Regions from separate parts of the Homo sapiens genome. Here region 1 is linked to region 2. Evidence: chromatin contacts called from ENCODE POLR2A ChIA-PET data. All regions are on one chromosome and are shown on one strand. The core of a region is the stretch at or near the end of the contact, and the rest is flanking DNA. Distances in the headings are between cores, read along the strand shown.

Evidence for each region. ChIA-PET counts read pairs that join two places held with the same protein, here RNA polymerase II (POLR2A).
Region 1: POLR2A ChIA-PET joins it to region 2 with 15 read pairs in activated B cell. The contact joins two enhancer-like sites. POLR2A ChIA-PET finds 5 or more read pairs at or near these places in 2 of 52 experiments (OCI-LY7 and activated B cell).

What each region holds. Positions count from the first base shown.
Region 1 is chr16:81,825,505-81,830,871 of GRCh38, reverse strand. The region is part of intron 2 of PLCG2 (phospholipase C gamma 2); the gene reads right to left. LOC124903731 (a long non-coding RNA gene) reads left to right here. Exons shown (of 2, transcript XR_007065139.1): 2 at 1,036-1,286. Among named protein-coding and RNA genes, the nearest start is that of PLCG2, 49 kb to the right of the region's middle. Within about 2 kb of position 2,736, at least 3 of the 41 ENCODE cell types and tissues checked have a DNase peak (open chromatin) inside an H3K27ac peak, as active enhancers do.
Region 2 is chr16:81,565,774-81,571,007 of GRCh38, reverse strand. The region is part of intron 1 of CMIP (c-Maf inducing protein); the gene reads right to left. Among named protein-coding and RNA genes, the nearest start is that of MIR7854, 34 kb to the right of the region's middle. Within about 2 kb of position 2,532, at least 6 of the 41 ENCODE cell types and tissues checked have a DNase peak (open chromatin) inside an H3K27ac peak, as active enhancers do.

The sequences.
Region 1 (5,367 bases), core at 1,487-3,986, 260 kb before region 2:
CGCTGTCTCTGCACTTGCATATACCCTCAGTCATCCAGAAGCCCGATGCCCCCCTCACCCTTCCCATCCCCCTCCACTATCACACACTGTGTCTGTCAGTCTCCTCCAGGGTCCTCTGGAGTCAGCTGCAGCCCTTGGCAGATGATTTTGCCATTTCATTCATATATATACATATATAAAATATATGTGTGTATATATATATATACACACACACACACACACACCCCACACATTTTTTTGTTGTTGTTTTTTAAGACACAGTCTTACCAGGCATGGGGGCTTATGCCTGTAATCCCAGCACTTTGGGAGGCTGAGGCCTATGGATCACTTGAGGTCAGGAGTTCCAAGACCAGCATGGCCAACGTGGTGAAATCCTGTCTCTAATAAAAATACAAAAATTAGCCAGTGGTGGTGGCATGCGCCTATAATCCCAGCTACTTGGAAGGCTGAGGCACAAGAAACGCTTGAACCCAAGAAGTGGAGGTTGCAGTGAGCCAAAAGTAGCACCACTGCCCTCCAGCCTGGGCCACAGAGCAAGACTCTGTCTCAAGAAAAAAGAAGAAGAAAAAGACAAGACACTGCTGGAGTGAGTGGCATGATCACAGCTCACTACAGCCTCAACCTCCTGGGCTTAGGTGATCTTCCCACCTCAGACTCCTAAGTAGCTGGGACCACAGATGCGTGCCAACATGCCTGGCTAATTTTTGTACTTTTTGTAGAGACAGGGTTTCATCATGTTACCCAGGCTATTCTCAAATCCCTGGGCTCAAGTGATCCCCCTGCCTCAGCCTCCCAAAGTGCTGAGATTATAGGCATGAGCCACTGCACCCGGCCACTATTATATATTTAATCTCTCCACTCCTTGAAGGCAAGACAGCACTGCCCGTTCATGGGTCCACAGCAGGAAAGTGCCTGGCACCTAGTGGGGATGCCACCGAGAGGTAGAATAAGCCCCCTAGAGAGCGATTTGGCACTCACTACTGAGGCTGGAAATACACACGCCCCCCCACTCAGAGGTTCCTTCCCCATCCACAGCTACCACAGCACCCTCTGCAATTTCAAAGGAGAAAGGGACTCAGCACAAATGCCCAGCAGGAGAGAGTGGACAAAATGGCTCTTGTCACCAATGGAATGCTCTACAGCAATTCAAAAGAAAGAAACACCTCTACATATCGATGGAAATAAACAAAAACTAGGTGCAATGTGGTGTCCTGGATGAATCCTGGAACAGAAGGAGAACATACGAGGAGAAACTGTTAAAGTCCAAATAAATTCTGGAACTTTGATAGCGATGTGGTAATGTTAATTTCTCACTTTTGGCAAAGGTATCATGGCAATATAAAACAGAGAAATGGGCCGGGTGTGGTGGCTCACACCTGTAATCCCAACACTTCGGGAGGCCAAGGAGGGTGGATCACCTGAGCTTAGGAGTTCGAGACTAGCCTGGTCAACATGGTGAAACTGGCTAGGCACGGTGGCTCACGCCTGTAATCCCAGCACTTTGGGAGGCCGAGGCGGGCAGATCACCTGAAGTCAGGAGTTCAAGGCCAGCCTGACCAACAGGGTGAAATCCCATCTCTACTAAAAATACAAAAATTAGCCGGGCACGTTGGTGTGTGCATGTAATCCCAGCTACTCAGGAGGCTGAGGCAGGAGAATCGCTTGAACCCGGAAGACAGAGGTTGCAGTGAGCCGAGATCGTGCCACTGCACTCCAGCCTGGGTGACAGAGCCAGACTCCGTCTCAAAAAAAATAAAATAAAATAAAAACTACTAACTACCCCATTAATGAATGAAAATCACAGATACAAAAAAGACAGGGCAGAGGGGGCAGTCCTTGTCATCATTAAAAGCCAGGTCCTGTGCTTTTCTGACTATTCCTGAGACTAGCAATGTTTGAGAGAATGGCCCACACAGGAAATTCATTCTGTGATCTCCTGTAAAATCAGAATGCAGTTGGTAAGATACAGCCTCTTATCTCCTGAACTCATGATCCACCCACCTCGGCATTCAGAAAAGAAAAAGGAATGCAAGTTAAGGGGAAATAAATTCACATTTGTTGAAACCTTCTATGTACCCGACTTCACCAGGCACTCAGGAAAATGCCACATTGTTCAATCATCACAGCAGCTTCGGAAGGCTGAGGCTGTGACGGCTGGCTTCTATATGAGGAAACTGAGTCTCAGACGACTTTTATAACTTGCTTAAGGTTGTAAAAGCAACCTTTTCTCAAGACCCTCTGCTGACCCGCAAGGACTCGCTGATCAAAACTGCAGCTCATAAAAGCAAAGGAAGAGGCACCACACCACAGCACAGAATAAAAATGACGCTTCTCGGCCGGGTGCGGTGGCTCACGCCTGTAATCCCACCACTTTGGGAGGCCGAGATGGGTGGATCACGAGGTCAGGAGATCGAGACCATCCTGGCTAACATGGTGAAACCCAGTCTCTACTAAAAATACAAAAAAATTAGCCGGGCGTGGTGGCAGGCACCTGTAGTCCCAGGAGGCTGAGGCAGGAGAATGGCGTGTACTTGGGAGGCGGAGCTTGCAGTGAGCCGAGATCACACCACTGCATTCCAGCCTGGGTGACAGAGCAAGATTCTGTCTCAAAAAAAAAAAAAAAAAAAAAAAAAAAATGACATTTCTCAACAGTCTGGAACAGACTTCACAAGTTGTTGGCCTGGGAACTGCATCAGGGTACAGGAGTGTTTTGTCAGGTGAAGATCATTTTGCTTATTTGTGTGTTTCAATGAGTCAACTTTTTTTTTTTTTTTTTTTTTTGAGACGGAGTTTTGCTCTTGTTGCGCAGGCTGGAGTGCAATGGCATGATCTCGGCTCAGTGCAAGCTCCGCCTCCCAGGTGCAAGCAATTCTCCTTCCTCAGCCTCTCAAAGAGCTGGGATTACAGGCATCCGCCACCATGCCTGGCTACTTTTGTATTTTTAGTAGAGACGGGGTTTCTCCATGTTGATCAGGTTGGACTTGAACTCCCGACCTCAGGTGATCCACCCACCTTGGCCTCCCAAAGTGCTGGGATTACAGGCATGAACCACCGTGCCTGGCGGCGTCAACGCTTTTTTTTAAATGAGGAGATTTCACAGTAACAACCTACATTTCCAACTGCAGATCTGTGGACCCTGAGCCTGCAGCATGACGTAGGATCTGTCCACTTTACACCAGGCACACATGCACTGACTCCCCGTTAACCACGGTTCCCACCACCCTTAGAACTTTCCCAGTGTGCAGCCTGTGTTTATTGTCATTTGTCCCCTAGATACAACCTGCTTCTCTTATTTAGGTCACCTATCCAGCTGCCTGCAGGTATTTATGTTTCTGATCCCTCATCTGAAACAGAGGAAGTAGGATTTTAAAGAAATAAATGCAGGCCGGGTACAGTGACTCATGCCTGTAATCCCAGCCCTTTGGGAAGCCAAGACAGGTGAACTCCTTGAGCCTAGGAGTTCGAGATCAGCCTGGGAAACATGGCAAAACCCCAGCTCTACCAAAAAAAAAATACAAAAAATAGCTGCGCATGGGAGCATACACCTGTGGTCCCAGGTACTTGGGAGACTGAGATAAGATCACTTGATCCTGGGAAGCTGAGGCTGCAGTGAGCGATAGTGGCACCACTGCACTCCAGCCTCAGTGGCAGAGTGAGACCCTGTCCCCAAAAAAAAAAAAACCCAGCAATCCTCTATAATGTATGAGATTAACCATGCACCTTACCACACATCCCGTTGAGGGGCATCCCCTGAGTCTTATTTCAGCGCAAGGTCAACAAGGACATGCAGCCCTAGGCCACAGCACAATCATGGGGCTTAGGAATCTGCAAAACATGAGGAAATTCCCTAGGGGAACAGGGAGGCTGGAAGTAGAAACAAGTCCAGGATCAAGTGTCCTATCTTCAGTCATCTCATCGGATCCACAGGAGGCAGGAGGCTGGTTCTGCGGATCTCCAGCAGGGATAAACCAAGACCTCAAATGGATACAGAAGAAGAACTTTTTAAAAACCCAGCAATTACTCAAAATTGTCTCCGGCAGCCTTGAGAGTCATACTAGAAAATCACGGTAAAGCTGTTCCAGCTAAGTGGCTTTGGGAAGGTTCTTGCTACTTTATGAAACTCAGTTTCCCCATCTATAAAATGGGTAGACTCGTCAAAAAGCATGAGGAGGATTTTTAAAGCGCCAAGGACAGAGGTTAATAAGACCACTGAGAGGACGTGGTTAATGAGTGGCTGCTGCTATCACCATTTGAAGCACTGAGTATTGTAGAGAAGCTTCCTCCAACAACCACCACTATCACTGACTGAACATGTGTTATTCTAAGTGCTTGTTACATTGAATTCTAAAACACTGCTGTGAGATAGGTCCTACTATTATTGCGATTTTATCAGTGAGGAGACTGAGGCACACGAGGTCGAGCACTTTGACCTCAAGGTCACACTGGTAAGTGCAGAGCTGAAACTGGAGCCCAGGGAACCTGCCCATGGACCCCTACACTGACCTCCTACTGCACCTAGGTGAGGACACAGATCATACTTGATGCTTTTCTCGGTTCCCCCATCTCTGAGCCTAGGATCCTGGAGCCTTGCCGTGGCAGAGGGAAGCACATCTCCAAACAGTGATGAACCCCAAGAACCAGGAGGTGGACATGATGCCAGAAATGAAGGTGGCAAAGGGGCCGAGGAGGACTCTAGCTTTCTGGCATGGGGACCTGGCTGGATGGTGGTATCTCTTACCACAATGGGGAAAACTGGAGGAATAGGTTTTAAAGGCAGAGATCTCCGTTGTTTTGGTGACAAATTCCATTTTGGACACGTTGAGTTTGAAATATTTACTAGATACCCAGTGCGACCAGACAACATTTCCAGAGCTCGCTCCAAGTTCAAAGCTCCTTTCACTGACATCTGAGAAAATTTCTCTGGTCCAATGCCATCTGATTTCTATGTCTTCTTTCTCTACGATCCACCTAACACCCTATGTGACAATCTTAGCCTTGTCATCTTGTCTCTGTCTTCCTAAGACTTGAACCCCTGAAGGACAAGACCTTGCTTTGGTCAATCTGGTGACAAGCAGAGTCTCCAGCATGTGGAGGGGCTCAGTAAATATTTACCGAATGGGTCAAGGAAAGGGATCTCAGGAGATGGTTACGTGGGAGTGTGTTTCCTATTAGATGAGTGCAAAAGTTGTCACAATTTTTGCCATTAAAGTTACAATTAAACTGCAATTACATTTGCACCAACCTACTATTACTGCTCTAAAAGATTAGAGCATCTCGGGCTGGGCGCGGTGGCTCACGCCTATAATCCCAGCACTTTGGGAGACCGAGGCAGGTGGAACACCTGAGGTCAGGAGTTGGAGACCAGCC
Region 2 (5,234 bases), core at 1,283-3,782:
TAAAGTCCACAGTTGATTCAGAGTTCCTCAGTTTTTTTCTCTAATGTCCCTTTTCTGTTTCACGACCCCATGGGACATTTCATCATCACGTGTCCGCAGGCTCCTCTGGGCTGTGATCATTTCTCAGACTTGTCCCAGTCACGCACCTGGGACACAGGAGGGCTCTGGAAACAGAGGTCCTGATCACTGGTGGCCTTGGTGGAGGACTAACGACCCAAAGGCTTGGATTGGGAACAGAATGGGGACCTGGAACCAGGGATCGCTAGAGACAGAGCACCGGCGTCTCCTTTCAGCACATGTTAACAGAGAACCAAGTTCAAACAGGACCGCGTTTTTGCCAGGGAGAGCCTTTCCTCAGGCCATCCCTGGTTCTCCTCCCAGGGACCTGCTGGGGCCTCCAGGAAGAAGGGGATCAGTCTGGAGACTCTCAATGTCCCACAGGGGTAGGGTGGGGCTCCCTGGCGTTTCCACCTCGGCTTCTTCAAAACTAGCGGTCCCACCACCTGCCAGGAGGCCATTGTTAGCACATTTTATAGACTAAAAAAATACACCGAGGCTCAGAACGGAGCAGTGGTTTGCCCAAGGCAGTCCACTGAGAAGCAGCCAAGCCAGGTTCACCGCCAGTGTGCTTCCCCCGCACAGCACTGGCCCCACGACAGCCATCCCGGAAGTCTACTGCCAGTTCCCAGGCCACTGCCTCTAAACTGACAACACGGGGTGCTAGGATTGGCTTTTGGAAGGTCCACGACCCCCAGAGGATGCGCCTTCTCCACCCCCTCTGTGGCTACACCAAGGGAGGCAGCCACACAAGTGGAAATTTCTAAAAAACACAAAAAAACTACAGCTGTCCTTGGCTCAAATCACAGCAAACAAGGATCCAGACAAGCCCGTCTGCAGAAGGGGTGAGGCCATCCCCCTTCCCCCATTGATACTCCAAGGGAGAGAGGGAAAAGGAAGATTCTAGCACAGGCCTGGTGGACAGTTGGCTTTGACAGACAGATGCTGGAGGGCTGAAGAAGTTAGTGAAAGCTGAATGAATGAATGAATGAATGAATGAATGAAAGTTAAGTGCACTCATAACGAACGCTTAGACAGCACCTACCACAGTACAGGCGCTAGACACACATTCACTCATTTAATCCTCACAATCAACCACCCTATGCAGCAAATACTGCTCCCATTTTACAGATGAGAAAACCGAGTCTCAGAGAGGTTGACACCAGGTCAAAGTCACCCACCTGGGCAGTGGTGAAGCTATGGCTAAGCCAGCTCTTTCCAGCTCCCAGAAGCCAACTGTGCCCATCTTTTCCAAACTCTGCATTTAAGCATCTCACTTTGGCCATAGTGTAAGTATTTACACAGTAGAAACGGGCAAGCATTGCAAATCGGGACTTCCCCGGCACCTGTCAGAAAGTTGCTGCCGCCTCTCTCTGGCCCGCTTGCCTCCTTGGCAGGACTGTCCTGTGGAATCAGTTCCTGCAGGTCTCGGCAGCTGGAAGGTAACACTGAATTCAAGAGAAGCCAGGATCCCCTGAGGCCCAGCCAGTGCCATGTCCCTCTGGGAGAGCCAGGGACCAAACAGTGGTGGAAAATAAGCAAAAAAGGAGAGCACGGGCTTGAGGCTGGTTACCCTAGGTTCAGATGCCAGCTCCATTACCTACTGGGGTACCTCGCCGAAGTCATTTCATCATTCTGCGCCTCAGTTTTTGCCTCTGCGAAGTGGAACAATGGAACCCCCAGAATGAGACAGTATGTATAGAATGCATGATACACAACAGGTGCTCAGGAGCTGTCACTACAGATATTCTCAAGGGATACAGGGTGATGGGGAGAGAGAACCAGGTGAGGTCACCCCAAGAGCATCCAATTTAGAGGAGGGCGATTATGCACCCAGAAGGGAAAGCATTCATAAGGGTGCTACAGATGCCTTCTTCGTAAAATGTACGATCTTATTTAAACCTCTGCGAGTTCTCCAGGTGAAAAACTGCACCCCCTGTTCTAATTTACATCTCTTTGATTTTTGAGAAGCTGACAGTTTTTCACTGTATTTCTCTTTTGTTCTTTGCACCTTTTCCCCTTGAGGCAGTCACAGTTTCTCACTGATTCACAGCTACTTCGGCTTATTAAGGTCATTTAACCCTTCAATTGTCAACTGGGCCACAAGTGCGTTTTCCCAGGTCACCCACTCGCCTTTCAGACTGGTTTATGGCGAGGCTGGTTGCTGGTCTGCTTTTCCACGCTCAAGGGTCACTTTGTTATGGAGCCAACTCCAGCTCTCCTTGCCTTTGTGGTTTCTGTCTTCTTGAACAGAACGAGCCAAGGTTTGAGGCTCTTGCTGATCTGTTAGGCTGATTCCTACTTACTGGGTTGAAAGCGAGAAACAAATGTAAAAGTTTCCACTCTCCTCCCCCAGCAAGCCAAGGGCTGTCATGCCGGGTCCTCCTCCCCATCAGGCCTTCACTCTTGGGTCACCCCTAGTCCCTGGAGCTCCTGCCTGGCACAGAGAGAGAGTGACTCACTCCCGAGGCACGGTGCCCTTGCCCGGGGCCCCAGCCACAATGAGATGGGAGACACACGGCCCACGGACTTTGAGGCTTTTGCTGATCTGTCCCTCACATGGGGGTTGGGGGCACAGCTCCCTTCTGATGCTCCCACTTTCAGTGGGCAGAGGGCAGGCACGTAGGCAGTGGGGAGAAAGAGGTGAAAGTTAGAGGGAAAGGCAGACTTTACTGACCGCACTGAGGTCAGAGCCAAGGGTGAGGCCAGAGGGTCCCTCTCCCCCTGGAGTTGCAATGAAAAGGCAGAAAGACAAACCGAAGGACCTCAACATCAAGCCTACGGATTCTCCCATCAAAGGTGCCCTAGAAGGCAAGGCCCTGGTCCCTCTGGACCTTGGTCTCCATATCTGCAAAATGGGCCTCTTTTCTGTACAGTTTCTTCCAGCTTCAAAAAAAAAAAAAAAAAAAAACACACACACACACACTGAAAAGCTCACGGTCATCCAGTCTACAGTTCCCAGCATCCCTGGAAGAGGATACTGAGGCCTTCTGGCCTCAACTTCACTCAAAATAAAGCCTGGAGAATGAAACATTAGGGGAAGCTTCTACCAGCTGCTAACAAGTCAAGTCAACAACTATTTATCAAGCACCTACTACGTGCCCAGGGCTGCAGATATACAGCAGTGAACAGAATAAACAAGAATCTCTGCGCTTCGGGGAGGTGACAAGAAGCGGGGACGAAATAAGGCAAATGCCCTTTAGAAGGTGGTCAGTTCTGTGCAGACGACACAGCAGAGGAGCAGCGCATGGAGAGGCAGAGCAGGAGGGTCCTGAGGGCGGCGTGGCATACTGTGAGAGGGAAAGGGACTTTCAGCCTAGCTTCTAGCCACGCAAGGGGCCGACACTTCCCATGTGGTCTCTTGGGTGATCCTCACACCATCCCTGAAGGTGTGAAGTGGAAACTGAGGCCCAGAGACGTGGCATCCCTTACCCAAAGTTGTGCAGCAAGGGAATTCCCAAAGTGAGTCTGCCTCCCTCCAGGCCACACTGTTTTCCTGAGGCCCAAATACTGCCTGACTTGGAGCTCCTGGGCCCGGGGAAGGTGAGGATGTGGCCAGGCCACCCTCCCAACACCTGCCACGGATGCCACATCCAAGAATGGAAAGAAGTGGATTCCGCCCTGTAGCAGCGGTGTCTCACTGCATGACATGCTTCTAGGACAAGCAAGTCCCTTCAGGGAAGTCTGCAGCTGCCCTGAGAGCAGCACAAGCTCCCGTGGTGCGGGGTTTCCGCCAGGCGGCAAAGCCTCGGACTTCGATGTGGGAATTCCTCCCAGCCGGACACATGGCTCCGAAGACCCAGTGAGCATCCACAGAAACTGTATGGCTGAAGGATGCTTGTCTCTGGGTGCAGGAGGTACGAGAAGTCGCTCATACATACTGATGGCAAGCATACAGCCTGACAAATGCTCACACTCATGTGACCACCACCCAGCACCCTAGAAGGCTCTCTCATGTCCCTTCTTGGCAATTCCCTCAAGAAGTAACCATCATTCCAACCTCTATCACTACAGGGTAGTTTTGTCTGACCTTGAACTTCCTATAACTGGAATAATACACTATGTACTCATTTTACTTTATTTTGTTCAACATAATATCTGTGAGATTCATCCATGGTGTTTATTTTTCATTGCTGTGTAGTACTCCATTGTATAACTATGCCACAATTGGTTTATCTGTTCCACTGTTGATGGATACTTGGGTTGTTTCTAGTTGGAGGCTACTATGACTAAGGCTGCTCTGAATATTCTTGTTTATGTCTGTTAGTAGACAGAAGCACTCAGTTCTCTTGGGAACAGAATTGGGAGTAGAATCATTGGGTCCTAGGAGAAGCAGGAATGAATGCATTAGACCCCTGCCAAGACCTGGTAAGCAGGCAACCTAGGAAGGCCTCCTTGAATATGAAGAAACAGAGATCTAGTAATATACCCAGAGTCACACAGCAAAGCTGTGGTACCAAAATCCAGTTGTGCGTGGCTCCAGCTCCATGACCTCCTCACCCAGTGTAGCATGGGTGGGCACCATGAGCAGGACCTGCCTGAGAAAGAGCAGACAGGAAGGAAGGAACAGCAGCAGTGAGGGAGGAAGGCTCCTTCACTGTCTGAAAGAACAGCAAGGAACCCGATGTGTCCCCAGGAGGCTGGGAGACCAGGTACGGGGCCTGGTAGGCTGAGCAAACACAGAAGCATGAATAAGGCCTAAGTCCACTAAACCCCAAGCACATAATTTTATCTGGAAGCCACAACTCATCCAGCCACACCGGCGCACCCTCCTTCTTGAGGAGAGGGCAGCCTCCAATCTGAAGCACCTCTGTCTCCCCTGGACTGTCCGAGACAGAGTGGCAGAAGCCTCGCTTGTCCAAACACACGACAGTCAACGTCTCCCAGGTCCCCCGCTGCCCAATTTCAGCCTCAAAGAACCAACTATTTGCCTCGGCCTCCCGAGTTTCTCGCCTGGAGTCTCCGGGCTGGCTATGAGTGTTCGGGAAACTCTCTGGCTCTGGTCCTGAAAGGTGAAGGAGGGCGCAGGGGCATGTCCCCCCGTGACATCTGTGCCCGCTCCCCAAGCGCCAGCCCAACACAGGGCTGGGAAAAGCTGGGTGAGAGTCGGCACATCCTGAAGGAGGCGGCGCCGTGCCCCAGAAGGAGGCAGACAGGAAAGCCAATCAGTGTGTGTT